Regions from separate parts of the Mus musculus genome. Here region 2 is linked to region 1. Evidence: chromatin contacts called from ENCODE Hi-C or POLR2A ChIA-PET data. All regions are on one chromosome and are shown on one strand. Each heading gives the region's core, a stretch centred on a gene start or an enhancer-like site at or near the end of the contact. The rest is flanking DNA. Distances are from core to core; before and after follow the strand shown.

The links. Hi-C counts contacts between places; a loop is a spot of excess contacts on that map. ChIA-PET counts read pairs that join two places held with the same protein, here RNA polymerase II (POLR2A).
Region 2: a loop to region 1 is called in a map of left cerebral cortex, with 5 times the contacts of the local background. The contact joins the promoter of Wdfy2 here to the enhancer-like site in region 1. A Hi-C loop is called at or near these places in 15 of 37 maps with a recorded cell type or tissue (T-helper 17 cell, T-helper 2 cell, adrenal gland and 3 more). POLR2A ChIA-PET finds 5 or more read pairs at or near these places in 2 of 5 experiments (Patski and embryonic stem cell).

Annotation. Positions count from the first base shown.
Region 1 is chr14:62,876,482-62,883,779 of GRCm38, reverse strand. All of the region lies in intron 1 of Wdfy2 (WD repeat and FYVE domain containing 2), which reads right to left. Among named protein-coding and RNA genes, the nearest start is that of Mir6541, 15 kb to the right of the region's middle. Within about 2 kb of position 4,117, at least 3 of the 3 ENCODE cell types and tissues checked have a DNase peak (open chromatin) inside an H3K27ac peak, as active enhancers do; they include gastrocnemius, heart and left cerebral cortex, where a contact is called at or near this core.
Region 2 is chr14:62,834,205-62,840,975 of GRCm38, reverse strand. Wdfy2 (WD repeat and FYVE domain containing 2) reads right to left here and starts at 3,286. Exons shown (of 12, transcript NM_175546.4): 1 at 2,919-3,286. The coding sequence starts at 3,055. Gm26536 (predicted gene, 26536) reads left to right here and starts at 2,445. Exons shown (of 2, transcript NR_168886.1): 1 at 2,445-2,851; 2 at 2,956-4,075. It overlaps Mir8098 (microRNA 8098), which reads right to left and starts at 3,255; the gene lies at 3,119-3,255.

The DNA of each region.
Region 1 (7,298 bases), core at 2,868-5,367:
CAGACAACAGAAGAAGCCTGAAGCTAGGAGACTGAATCCAACAGAGAAGCTGAAACTGAAAGAACAACCCACAAAAACAAAACAAACAACAAAAGGCTGCCTCGGAGACCTGACCAGCACTGTGGAAGACCACATATGTAAGAATATTTGAGCAACACAAATTGGTCTTAAAAGGGGTTTTGTTTGTTTTGCTTAAAAGATGTGGAGGTCACAAAGTGGGTAGACAAAATGAAATGGATCTGGGAAGAGGTAGGGAAAGGAGGCAAATATTGTACAAAACCATATTTTACAAAACCCGAAAAAAATTTACAAAAAAAATAAACTTAAAACCTGTATTTTCCAAACCTCTCCCATAAATGATGGAAAAATTAAGACAAGCACAAGCTAATACAATGCATCCCTATAGAACTTTCAACTACAGATAAAGCAACTAGACAGGATCAAAGAGAAAGTTATAGGCCCAAGTTACACAATCAATCAGTGTGATCTACAGGCACACCATACCTCAATGGCAGGACACACATCTGACATGCATCTGTCTATCCACCATGGAATGAAGCTAAAATCAGCAACACAAGGAATGGTGGAAAAAAGTTACAATGTGGTGGTGGGGAACTGTTAGGAAAATTAGAAAACACTGTAAGATAAGCTGAATTGAAAGCAAGCATAGCAAAACCTAGGAAGTGAAGTCAAAGTTCAGATGGGAAATTATGGCATTCAATATCTGTGTTAGACACACTAGCCAATAACCTAATGATTTATTTAATGGCACCAGAAAAAAAAGCAAAATAAACCTAACACAGGATTTAATTTTTCTGGAAATCATATTTTTAAAAACAATACAGAAAGTTTTTAACAGTAAGTGCAAACCTTTTTCCTTGAGAACATTTTTCAGAAGACTATCAACTACGGTCAGGGATATAGATCCCTGTGCTTGCATGAGCAATGTGCAAAGCCAAGGGCTGTTGCCCAGCATCAAGATATGAAAGGGCAGGGAAGGGAAGAAAAGGAAAAGGATAGGGAGGGCCAGCCATGGTCACTGATGCCTTTCATCTCAGCTCAGAGGCAGAAACAGAAGGATCTCTGTTGAGTTTTCTGTGAGCTTCATCTACCCGGGGAAAGTGGCTTTGTTTTTTGGATTTTTTTTTTTTTTTTTGACCAAACAAACAAAAAAACAAAACCCAAAGGCCCTATCTTTATTTTTTTAACAGGGATTCTTGCATAGGACTCAGGTTCAACTCTCAGCATCCCCATGATGATGGCTCACAGTCATTTGTAACTCTGTTCCAGGGACTCTGACACCCTCTTCTGGCAGATGAAATACCCATACACATAAAATAAATGAGCTTTGGGAGGAGGGTGGTGTAGGGGATGAAGGAAGAGAAGCAAAGAAGACCTCCGAGGCAGGTTTAAGCCAGTAGAGGTCAGTGTGCTGGGGAAGGAGACAGCATCCCTGTTGAACACAGGAGGGGAGGAGCTGCACGGATGCCCAGGGATGCCTGGGGATTGCCCAGCAGGTGACAGGACTACAGTAAGTGAGGTAAGGCCTAAAGACTATGGCAGCATGCTGAGTACAGAGTCCCAACTTAGGCAGACAAAGTGGAGAGGGAATGGGAGTGTGCTCCTGATAGGGGAGCAAATGGACAGCCCGGGAGGGGGGCGTCCTAGTGAGCAGCAGCAATGTGTAAAAGACCAGCCAGAAGGGCCCAGAGGGCTGGAGAGGCTACTTAGAATAAGGATCCAGAGGAAAAAAAAAAAAAAAACAAAACTCAATTGTTTGTTTGTTTGTGGGAAGCCAGGGAAAGTCCTGGTTACCCTACAGCAACTGGTCTGCTGTCTCCTCAAAGGAATAAGGGGTAATTTATTCTGAGCCAATCATGAGAGGCCACAATCTGTGAACAGGAATTTGGGCTATACCAAATAGCATGTTCTACACTGTCAGTAAATACTTGAGCTTTTTTAGTTACTGAGCAAAACAAAGCCATAAGCCAGGCCAAACACAATTCACTGGTGGGAACCACAAACTGATGACATCCTTAGCTTACTGGAGGAAGCTAGTGCTCTGCTAAGAAGATGCTTAAAGAGGAAAGGGGTAGACAATGACAAGAGATGGCAAAATAATTATGAATATGTATGAAAATGATACAATGATGTCTATTATGTATAATTAGTATATGCTAGTGAAAACATTAAAAAAAATAGTATGTGTCAAAGGTTTAAGAGCTAGTTCAAAGGTTATCAGGCCAGACACAGAAGTGGGCAGTAAAAAACTTTCAAAGAGACTTAAAAGCCGTCCCCAGATAACTGGCTCTGGATCTGCAATATTCTAACCATCCACAGTCACAAAAATTTATCAGTGATTCAAGCACTAACACAAACCCTGCTTTCTCGCCACCCCCCTACTACCTCCAGAAACTTCAACTTACACCAGGCAAAAAAAGGGGGGGGTAAAATAACTGGGGGTTTTGCTGAGTGGCAGAACACTGTCTAACTTGTACAATCCCTCTCCAGATCCCCAGTGAAGGGTTAATAACTAAAACAAGGAACTTGAGACAGCAGAGAAGGACTCCACACAGGGATAGGAGCACCTGCCTGAGAAGACAGCCAACATCCAGGACATCTGCTGAACCCATTTAGCCTTGGACCTATAAGGGACACATCCACTGATAAAACTTCCCCCGCAAAAGTTCCCCCTTCTGTCCTATAAAGCCGCAAGCCCCTGTACCTGAGCCATAGACCCCACTACCACGGAGAGACCGGCGCTCTTCATCTGTTCTGCTGAGGTTGGTTTACTCTTCCTTTTATTTCCATGTTGCCTTGATCAATCCCAATCTAACAGAGCAAGAGGGTGAGGAAGAGGGGTAGGGAGAGAGCAAGCCAAGGGTCTGAAACCACAAGGATGGTGTTGGTTTTTAGCAGTTGGGAAGTGTTTCATCAGCCCTGGATGCTGGCTGGCTGTGGGTATCTGTGAGCAGTGGCGCTTTTCACTAGTAAGTGATATTTCTATGGAAGGCAGTGTTTACCTTGGACAGTTCAATCTGGGCTGTCCACCTACCTGGTATTCATTGTGAGGTGTGAGCTGGGCTGAACAGTGCTGAGATCAGTAAGTAAGAAAGAGAAGGCTGCTGTGCGGCCCCCTGAATAGCATCAACTGTTCACCTAGCCAAGGGGTATGGAAGAAAACCACAGGGTAGGTCACTGAAGAGCACACAGAATGTGCCCTGATTTGAGATCTAGAAAGTCAGGGCACTGTCAACAACATGCTTAAGAACTACGCCAAATTCACAGTAACCACACAATGAAATACTATCTTCAGAGCTCTTTTTTTTTTTTCCTGAGGAGGAAAAAGGAGGGCTAAGGGTGTCAACAAACATTGTACCACAGGTTGCTAAGCTACTGGAAAAAAATGGTCTATCCATGTTGAAATCTAGGCTTTAAAAAATGTGCCTGAGAATGAAGCAACCTTCATTAGTTACCATGGCAACGAGCCTCATTTCCCTGAGGACAATTGTTTTTGTATCACTGAAGTAACTTGGGGTGAGGGGTAGAGAACAAATTCCATTGTGTGTGGTAGATCTGGATTTCTAGGGAATGCCTCTCCAATAGATTAGTCACTGCAGCAGCAATACTCGGGCCAGGAACCTCCCCCTAGCAATCTGCTAGTAGGGAAAGTTTAAGCAATGGGATGTCAGGCAATGCCTTCTGGTAGTTTTTATAGTAATTTGTTTAAGGGATACAAAATGTTTCAAATGAAAAGGACAACTACAGAGATTCTGAGAAAGTGTAGGTGAAAGATTAAAGAAGAAAGCTCTCTCTTTGCTTAGTAGATTTCTGACCACCATGCCATTCCTAAGGGCACATTCAGCTCACACAGCAAATAAACTAAATCCGATCTTCATCAATGCCCAATATATTTTTGGTGCCCAGAAGCTTCCAGAGCATAAAGGCAGTTCAAGTTGGTGCCACTCAGTCCCTGGTCCCTTCTTCCACACAGTTCAATGCTTCTAATCAAGAAGCTTACTATAAAAGATTCACACACAGCTTTGCTGACTCACAGACACCGGAATGTTCTCAGATGCAGCAACTCTCTCTCACGGGCCCCATCTGTTGGTGGCTGAAGAAAACATGTAGTGCGCTACAGCCCAGCAGGCATCCCCGGCTTGAGTGGAATTACTTACTGCTCAGCAAACATTATCAGCCTTTGAAGTCACACAGGAGCCAGGGAGGTGTACACATGACAGCCACCTCCCCTGGGCATTTTAACCACCTGAGGCATGTCTCTCTTCCTCCAAAGTAAAAAGGTTCTGGGAGAAGCTTAACAGTTTACGTTGGTTACAAAAAAACACATGCAAGTGGCATGGTTGTCAGCTTTGAAAGTACTTTTAAATGGATAAAACAGACCCTAAAAATGAAGATAAGGGGACCCATATGACAAGTGCACACACGAGGAAGACAACCGCACTCATGCAATGAGGTTTAGGGTTCCTACAGGAAGTGCCATGATGGGAGTAGGAATAAACCCTTGGTCCAGCTCTGCTAACTGGGTCACTGTGAGCATGCCCAGTGCTGCTGAGTTTCCCTGCCACCCTGACTGTAAACTGGAATGGTGCTGTGGACAAGTAGATACAGGCTAAGACTTTTTCTAGCTCCAGTTTTTGGGCAATATCGTAAGTAGATTTTTTTTTCCTGTTTCTACTGTGTGCTGTTTTAATGTGAGCAAGTACTAGAACACAGAAGCAGGTTCTCTGGCCAGAGTCCTGGATGTCAGTCAGGGCCCTGGAGGAAGCCTCGTGGGCTTTACTGAGTAGCCGTGGTAGTAAGCAGTAGCCACGTCTACAAACTGCCCCTGTGCTGTGATCTAGCCTTTATGTGGTCTGTTCCTTCAAGCTGTGATCTGACTTTAGTGGTGGGTGTGACCCTCACTGCTTTGGGCTTCTGGCTTCTGGGACACCCTCCTACTTGTGGTGTTTCTGCATATTACTTCTCTTTGAAGAACCCCCATTTGAGGCCTTTGGGGCTCCTCAGGCAAAGTGAAGCTCCAGGATCACCCTGCACCTTGCACAAGTCTCCGTGAGGACATGGTATCAGCTGCCAGCACTGATCAGCAAGGCTGTCCACCTGGCAGACAAGGAGCCCTCTGACAACTCTGCAAATTTTTCTTGAGTATTTTTATATTTAATTCTTAAATATATGTCTGGATTTACATGTTATAATACTGATATTTTTACCACATACAGTATTTAACACAGGGAACTTGCTTTCAAAAGGTTAAGTGAATATATAAAAGGAAAAGAAAAACAAAAAATAAAGAGGAAATAAACGTATTTTGATACAGTGAGGAGCAGGAGTGCTGTGACAGGGATCAGAGGCCGGCAGAGTCCTGGATATTAGCCGTGTCATCTGTCCTCTCAGGAACCCTCACAGCAAAAGAAAGAGTGGAAACCTTGGCCCTAAGAGAGCCACTTGTGCTTATCAGCACCGCCCAGAGGGAAAGCTCTGACATCATGAAGGGAGGAAAGGTCTATATTTAAATATTGTCCCTGGTTCCACCCAGTCAGGAGAATGGTCTGTTTTATCATGCCAGTATATTCCTGTTACCTGGGACAGTGGCAGGCATGGAATGAAGGCTCCAGAGGAGCTTCATGGAACACTGCGCAGCAAGAAAATCGACTCAGAGTGTCCTGGCTGTCAGTGCCCCAGATCTGCACGTGGAGCCAACTGCTCTCAGGTTCTTTCTGATGATGAAAATGTTCCGGAAGGAAATGGTGCTGCTGCCTTTACAATGCTGGTTATCTATGTAAAGTCACCTAAAACATACACTTAAAACTGCAGGTGGGTATGTGTGGTAAAAAATAAAAACAAATAAGTAAATGGCATACAGCTGTAATCCCTGCACTCAGGAAGTAGAGGCAGGAGGATCACTGTAAGTCCACAGCCAGCTTGATCTATGTACAAAACTGCAGGCCAGCTAGAGAGATCCTGTCTTTAAAAAACCTAACTAAATACAACTCAGTGGAATAACTACCTTCCTAGAATTGCTATCTTCAGAGAGTTGCCAATAACATAGCATTCAGAATACAACAGCAAGTCCAGGGGCCCAAAGCCATCCTGGCTGAGAGTGGATAGCAGAACCCACTTGGTCACTGCAGAGCAGGGCAGCATTAAATTCAACTGAAACATGGGCTGGAAGAATTAGATATGATGCCCTAAGAAAGAAGGGACAAAAAGAGTTTCTGAACCTCGGTTGATCATGACAGGGGATATTTCCAAATACTGCCTTTGACAGTCGTAACAACTGGGGTACAGGAAGGAAGAAGGAATTGTTCTAGTCTGTAAGCTTACTATAACAGGTTTAGTAACCCGTATTTTAAAAACAAGAAAACATAGGCAACACAAAACAAAACACAAAGTCTCTTCCAAGAGAGAACTATGAGAACAGACAGCTCAGTGAGTTGAAGCAGTGTGACAGAGGACGACCTGACAGAAGCCATCAATACCAGGAAAGGAGGAGTGTACACCAAAAAACCAAAACCAACCAAACCAACCAACCCTGCCAATGTGTTCTCGAGTAAGCAACCACAGATCCCAAACCCAAGCCATGGAAAGGTTTGTAATAATTTACCTCCAAGTTTTAGCCCTAAGAGCGTCTGTTAGACTCTGAAGGCCCCCCGGAACCCATTTAATGGCACACTGGTTTGAATACAGAAGCAACGGCAAAGTCTGCTCAAGATGCTTAATGGAGGTCTCAAGGGTGAGCTTGAGGTGTGCTGGTGAGTAACAATAAACCCCACCCTGAGAAAAGCTGCTGGCAAAGGAAACCTGTCTGGAGATAAGATTTCTTTAAAAAGAGGCGATCAGTGCAAAATCTAATTGCATCATCTGAAAAAGTCTCCACTATCCTATCTTACACTGCTCTCAGGCAACACAGGAACAAAAGCAAAGCCGGGCTGACTGGAACCCTCAACTTCATAGAAGCACCCAAGAACTTCTCCAGCTAAAAGAAACCTACACAAAGTGACCGAGTTGCAACTAACAACAGACAGATGACATTACATAATGGGTACAAATGATGGCACTATATTTGGGTCTTGCATATGTTTGAGCTTATTCACAAAAAATTGCTTCCAGATTATCTGAGCTCTTGATTCTTATCAACAACTATATATAACTGTATAAACACCCTCTTCTGGGAGTACAGAAATTATAAATGAGAAAATTGTAGTGGACTGGACATTTATTCTAGTGGTACTAAGCACTTGCCATCCACTTAGCAATTTGAGTTGGCTTAATATCCTTTG
Region 2 (6,771 bases), core at 2,037-4,536, 42 kb after region 1:
AGGTTCTCCACCAGGGCAGACAGCTTTCTTATTTTCTGTTTCTTCCTTCGATATCAAGTAAAGTGCCAAGTTGTCCCAACTGTGCCACAGTGAACGTGAAACCTACTCTTTAGCTTGAAGATTTGAGAACCACCAGCTTGCTAGTGAGAGAAGCCCGGGAAGGAAAACGTACGGCAAGTGTAACAATCCTCCAGAGGAAAGGAGAACAACAGGGGCTGGAGCCCAGTCACTCTTCCCCACCAGAAAGTTCTCTTTTCAACACTCTATCTTAAATGTAACGGTTTTATTACATAATATTCTCGGCCAGGGGGTGTGACTCAGGGGTAGAGAGTGCTTACCTAGCATGTCCAGACTTCAGAGTTCCATCCCTAGCACCACACACATACACAAAACAAAACCTATACTCTAAAATTTCTGCTACTCAACTATGTAAGCACCTTGAAAAGACTTGGTCATTAACATCGCTGTCACCCATTCGCACAAATGCACACGCGCGCGCACGTGCGCGCGCACACACACACACACACACACACACACACACACGATGAGAACACACTAGAAACTTTACTGTCTGCTGGGATGACTGAAGCAATGCTTGAATTCTCAGTTTGAACGTGTCTAAGGCCACCTAGTCCAATACTTCCCCCACGAAGGTCTACTTGTCTACATAAGGTTTTCACAAGTCATCCAAATACTCACTCAGCAAACATCAATGAATCCAGAATAGTTAAGTACTGGATTCTTAGAAATGGGGTGGAGGGAGGTCCTACATCAGTCACTGATAAAACAAGTAATGAGGGACTCCTGTGTGCCAGGTACTATGTAGCTCCTTAGTCAGTAAAGGACACAACGCTTCCTAGAGGCCTCACAGAAGACAAAACAGACATAACATAGGTATATCACTGCTTAAAACAAAAATATTAAGCTTTCTCAAAGGTGCAGATAAAGGCTCCAATGAGTCTGAACGGAGAAAGGGAACTAGGATTTCCTAAGTAAAATGCTACAGCGCACTATTTGTAGCTGACCCTCATGGTTCAGTAACGAACTGGCAAAGCAGCTAATGGTAATGGTTTTGCAAGTGTTGATGAAAATCAATACTCCATCTTCCTATCTTTAGCATTATATCAAGCGGCACTAACATTGCCTTTGAAAAGTAAGAACACAGATCAATTCTTTCTTTTAGGGCAAGCCATATCTAAAACTGCCTTAAAACAGCTACATTCATGGTTGATTGACCCGAAGAAGCAGAGACTTGTCAACCTGAGTAACAAAATTTACAGAGACAAGGACCCAGCATTACTGCAGGGGCCCGATTCCCGGTAACTCCACAGTAAGACAAATTCTGTTATGTACACTGCAAACCAGGGAAGTGAGAGATCATTAGGCACTGCACTTCCTTTGTGCGACGATGAACCGAGACGTGCTCTTCACTTTTCTGCACATATACTTTAGCTTCTCTAGACATGGAACATTACCTCCACTAAAGTTGTTTCCTTCAAGGAAAATACATTGAAATGGGAATCAGACGTTTCTAAACTAATAGCATGGAGCTGAGGTCTGGACAACCTTTCTCCTCCTCCTCCGATTGAGTTTAATGAACTAAAGAATTGCTTACAAATCGGGAATCAATCTCATCTCTAGTAATGGAAAGGGGAAGTTATCAACATATTCCTTCAATATATTTTATAGAAAATATTCCAGAAAGATAATCCTTTGATGACAAATTTTAAGCCCAGAAACAGTCTAATGCAGTCTAAGCATGTTGCACCAAAGGAAAAAATTAAACACTGTCATAAGACTTCTTTATGAATCTCTAACGGCTCCCACATCCACGTCACTCAGTTTCTTCAGTTCTTCCTGGACTGACTGCCATTAGCATATGTTCGCAATGTTTCCCCACAGATCTGCATAGGAAATGAAGTAGGCGCCATGCATATCAAGAATGATGCAGAGGTCGATATGCAATATACACATGCAATACACTCTTCCTTTATATTCAAGAACCTAAGAAACAAATCAAGTAAAAAATGTTTGAATTTACATTAGGTGCTGAAACGATTTTTTTTTAAGTGAGCACTTTTTGCTTTATCTTTGCAATTTTAAGAGTCACAGAATAACTCTACCTCGGCATGATACTAACTTATAATAAGAAAACCTAACTGCCTGTCTGAAGCTAAGAACCCAGACAGTTACATACCTCTGCCACGCTACAACTGATTTTAAAATGCTTGTAGATATTACCCAAATAGTAATTTCAGATATCTTACCCTATCCCCTATATTCAAGCGGCATTCCTCTGGAAATCAAAAACACAGCGCAAAAGGGGAATCCTGAAGGCAGAACCAGAGCTACTTCTGCTAATTAAGCAATCTTGGAAAGGAAGTAGGCAAAGGGAAGGAACTCAAGCAGTTGTCTGCAAAAGTGATCCCTTGCAACTTCCAGTCACTTCCCCTTGAGCTCCAAGACATAAACTTTTAGGAAAGGAAGGCGCCACACGCAGAAGCCCAAAGTTACTCTCTTCACAATTTAATAAGTCCTTGGGTTCGGTGAAAGATGTCCTGGAGATACACAGATTCGGTGAACCGTATAGAAGAAAGAAAATACGTTCCCTTTCTCGTTTGGGTAACCAAACAATGGACCAACTAGCAGCGCCTCCAAATCATCCCGGTGCATGGAGGGTCCTTTAAGCTAAAACACCTGCAAAGCTGGGCGGCTTCTCCCTCTGCCCTTCCCATCCCCAAAACTGGACCAGGTCTGGTGTCTCCTGCACTGTTAACCCAAGGGCCACTCGGACTCCGCCAGGGACCAGTTGCTGAGGCCAAGGCCACCGCGCTGGGAACTGAACCAGTAGGTGCGGTCTACCCTCCCACCAAGCCAGGGCCGGACCTCCGCGCGGCACGGGGACAAGCAGTCAGTACCTGTCCTCCGAGACGCTGATGACACCCTCTTCTTTAGGTACAATCACCGCCATGTTGACCACCTCCTGCGACCCCTCGACCCGCTGCAGCAGGATCGGCTTGCGGGTCAGTGGCTGGGGCTGGATCTCCGCCGCCATCGGAGGGGGCGCGCCCGGGGAGCAGCCGAACGCGCCGGGGGACTTGGCTGAAGAGAACGCTCAGGCTTGCGCTCAGGATCGGGCTGCGAAGCGGAGCGGGCCTTTGGGAGCCAGCGACCATAGCCCTGCCGCCTGTCCAGGGAATGTGCCCGCTCTGGCTTCCAAAACCAACACCGCCGCCACACTAGCCGCAAGCCGGCGCCACCTAAGAGAGTAGGGGGCGGGGAGCAGGGGGCGGGGCGGGGCGGGGCCCTGTCGCAAGGCGGCCAACCCACTTCCGGAGGATGGGCACTAGCAGCCAATGCGCGTGCGTCAGTCCAGGAGCCACTTCCGCCCCGCCGCCCGTAAGTAACCGAGGCCCGCAGTGCTGTCAGGACGCATGCGCCCCGCAGTCCTTTACTTTCCCTTCCACACCCAAAGCTTTGTCCCCTCCCTCATAAAAAAAAAAATCTGTGAATGCGCGTGCCCAGAGCCCCACCCTCTCCAGACTCTGGGGGCGGGGAAAAGCCTACGTCAGCCGCACCGGAAAAGCGCCTGCAGGAAGGATAGAGGCTAAACTAGTTGGGACGTGAGTGTGCATGCGCGCAGATGACTCACCGCTAAGTTTTAACAATAACACACCGGAGAGGGCGCTGTGCTGTCGGCCGTAGAGAAACGGCTCTTGCCAGCACCGCGTGGACTCTTGGGGGTTGTAGTTTCCTCCATCCTCGACGTCCTTGTTCTAGAAAGCAGTAACGCCCACTTCTCAGCCCAGGAGAGATGTGGGCAAACGAAACTCTGCGCCTTCTGTGGGTTATTGCCCAAGTCAGAGGCAGAAATAGTGTAGTATCTAAGAGGGAGAACTAAAGAGCAAGCCCTGCTGAGCAAGACTTCTCTCGGGGTCACACTGCCACCGGTTTTAGTGAGATATGAGGGTAGAGGAAGAAGAGACTCTCATACAAGCTTCTTTGAGGGAGTTTAGAGATCATGGTATCAATCTTCTCTTTGTATTATGAATAAAGGACTCACACTTGAACCTAAGTCTTTTTGTCCAGTCTTGTTTCCAATCCCTAGCAATTGAACATTTTTGCTTTTCCAGTGACAACGGACAGTTAATAAATACAATCACAATATAATATAGAATGACTGTAATAAGGAGAATAAAATGTTGACTGGGCTATGGGGAAATTGGAACTCCTTTACAATTCAGGTGGGGATGTAAAACAGTCTCTTTTGGGGGGGGGGGAATGTAGTATTGCTTCAAAGGATAAACATTGCTACTGTCAGGTCCAAAAGAAACGGTGGGGTACTAGATATCTGTGATTTCCATTAGCATAGCAAAGCAAGGCGAACCTTGAAAGCAAAATGCTAAATGAAAGGAACTAATCATAGAGGACCGTTTATTTTATGATTCCACTTACGTGAAATAATCAGACTAGTGTTTGTACAGAATTGAGAGAGAAAGGAATAAAGCAGTCAGAAGGCTGTCTTCCGTTCATGTATGTCTGTTCGCCAGGTGTGTGCCTGGATCCCTGGAACTGGAGTTATGGAAAGTTGTGAGCTCTAAGTGGGTGCTGTGAGTCAAATGTAGTTCTGGAAGAGTGTCCAGTTCTCTTAACTGCTAAGTCATCTCTACAGGCCCAAGAGAACTATTTTTTCTTTATTTTATAGTGTGTTTGTGTTTGTGTGTGTGTGTGTGTGTGTGTGTGTGTGTGTGTGTGTGTGTGCCTGAGTGCCAATATGTGTACCGCATGTGTGCGGGAGCCCAGCAAGGTCAGAAGAAGTGGACCCCCTGAAACTGTATTTACAACCTATTGTGAGCTACAATATGGGTGCTTGGATTTAAACCCAGGTCCTCTAACAAGTAATCTTAGTTGCTAAACCATCTTTTATAACCTACTACCAAGGCTATTTTTTTTTAAATAAACGTCTTTTTCTTTTAAAGATTTATTTACTTATTATATGTAAGTACACTGTAGCTATCTTCAGACAGACCAGAAGAGGGCATCCGATCTCACCACAGATAATTGTGAGCCACCATGTGGTTTCTGGGATTTGAACTCAGGACCTTCAGAAGAGCAGTCAGTGCTCTTAACCGCTGAGCCATCTCTCCAGCCCCCAAGGCTATTTTTAATAACTGGATTAAAATGACTTCTTTTAGATCAACTTCTCAGTCTTTGATGGCCAATTATGAAAGGGTGTCTGTCAGACAAAGAAAGCCAGGGTCACAGGAGACTCCACAAACCATTTTAGTAACAAACAGTATGTATTTTTTTTCTGGCACATTCCACAAGCAAAACTGGTAATAAAAGACTGGGTGGGCCGGGCAGTGGTGGCACACACCTTTGATCCCAGCACTTGGGAGGCAGAGGCAGGCGGATTTCTGAGTTCAAGACCAGCCTGGTCTACAGAGTGAGTTCCAGGACAGGGCTACACAAAGAAACTCTGTCTCGAACCCCCTCCCCCCCCCCAAAAAAAAAGACTGGGTGGGGACCTGGGGCCTCGGAGTCATCTGATGAAATGATGAAATACCCAGAAATTCAGCTGCATACAGCATTCTGAGACCCACAGAGGTAGTGGGTCAGTCATAAATAGAAGTTAAGTAATGGCTAGCTGTACACCAACCTAAATTCAAGAAGGAATTTAGGAGCAAGGGCCAAATCTGTGGCAACTGAGGAAAGATACAAAGGGCTGTGGAGGTAAAGGAATTGGTGTTTCACACCAAAGGAATGAGATGGTGCGTGAGGACTTCACAAGGTGCCCTGAAGCAAATTGCTGAAACTGCTTAAGCCCTGTCTTCTCCACCTCTAAGTTATGGGCGGATGATCCTAGTTATAAAATAGTTATAAAAGGAGGAGGAAGAGATGAAGATGTTTTAGAGGAATGTCCCTGTATCTAGTAAAGAACCGTTACACAGAATGAGAGAAAGACAGAAGGAATTGGAAGAAATTAAAGAAAAGAGGGTGGAGGCAACACCTTTCTCTCAAGGCAAAGGAGAGAAATGGATTACTAGTGTGGGGCTTGGGTCAGGCATCAGGGCAGACCACCCTGCTGTGAAAGCCTCAGCTTTTCAAACATCACAAGGCTGGGGATAAGAAATTAAAGGTAACCGTGCCTTTCATTTTGTAAGTCAGCTTAGGATTCAGTTTGAGACTTGAGTTTTCTTACCAGTTCAATTATATATTGCTTACTCGAAGACTTGCTTTCAAACTCTCTACAGTATATGAGCACCATGAGAAAGCATGCTTCTACAGAAGAATACCTTGCATTTCAGTCAAGAACACTAGAAAAACATGCATTCTAAGCCCTGGCCTGTGGCAGTGGATCTTTGTGAGTTCAAAGCCAGCCTGCTCTACAGAGTGATTTATAGGACAGCCAAGGCTATGCAGGGAAACCCTTTTCAAAAAGAAAAAGAAAAAAAAAGGAAGGAAGGAAAAGAAAAGAAAGATGCCTTCTGCCTTTCCCACTCCTTTGAGCAGCTGTGTGAGCTCCCTGAGTAGGAAGGTTTGGTGGAGATTGGAGCAATGTCGCTCCATAGCAGAGTCCTAGCCTAGCATACTGGAAGCCGTGGACTTAACACCTAGTACAGCAACAAACAAAGAAATGGAAACCCGAAGGTCTGATGGGTCTGGAACCTAACTCCTCCAGAATGCCTGGGAATTTCCGAAAATGTAAATTCCTAGACCCTCTCCTTTAAATACTGACTCTGCTTTTTTCGGAGGATGGCTTGAATACTG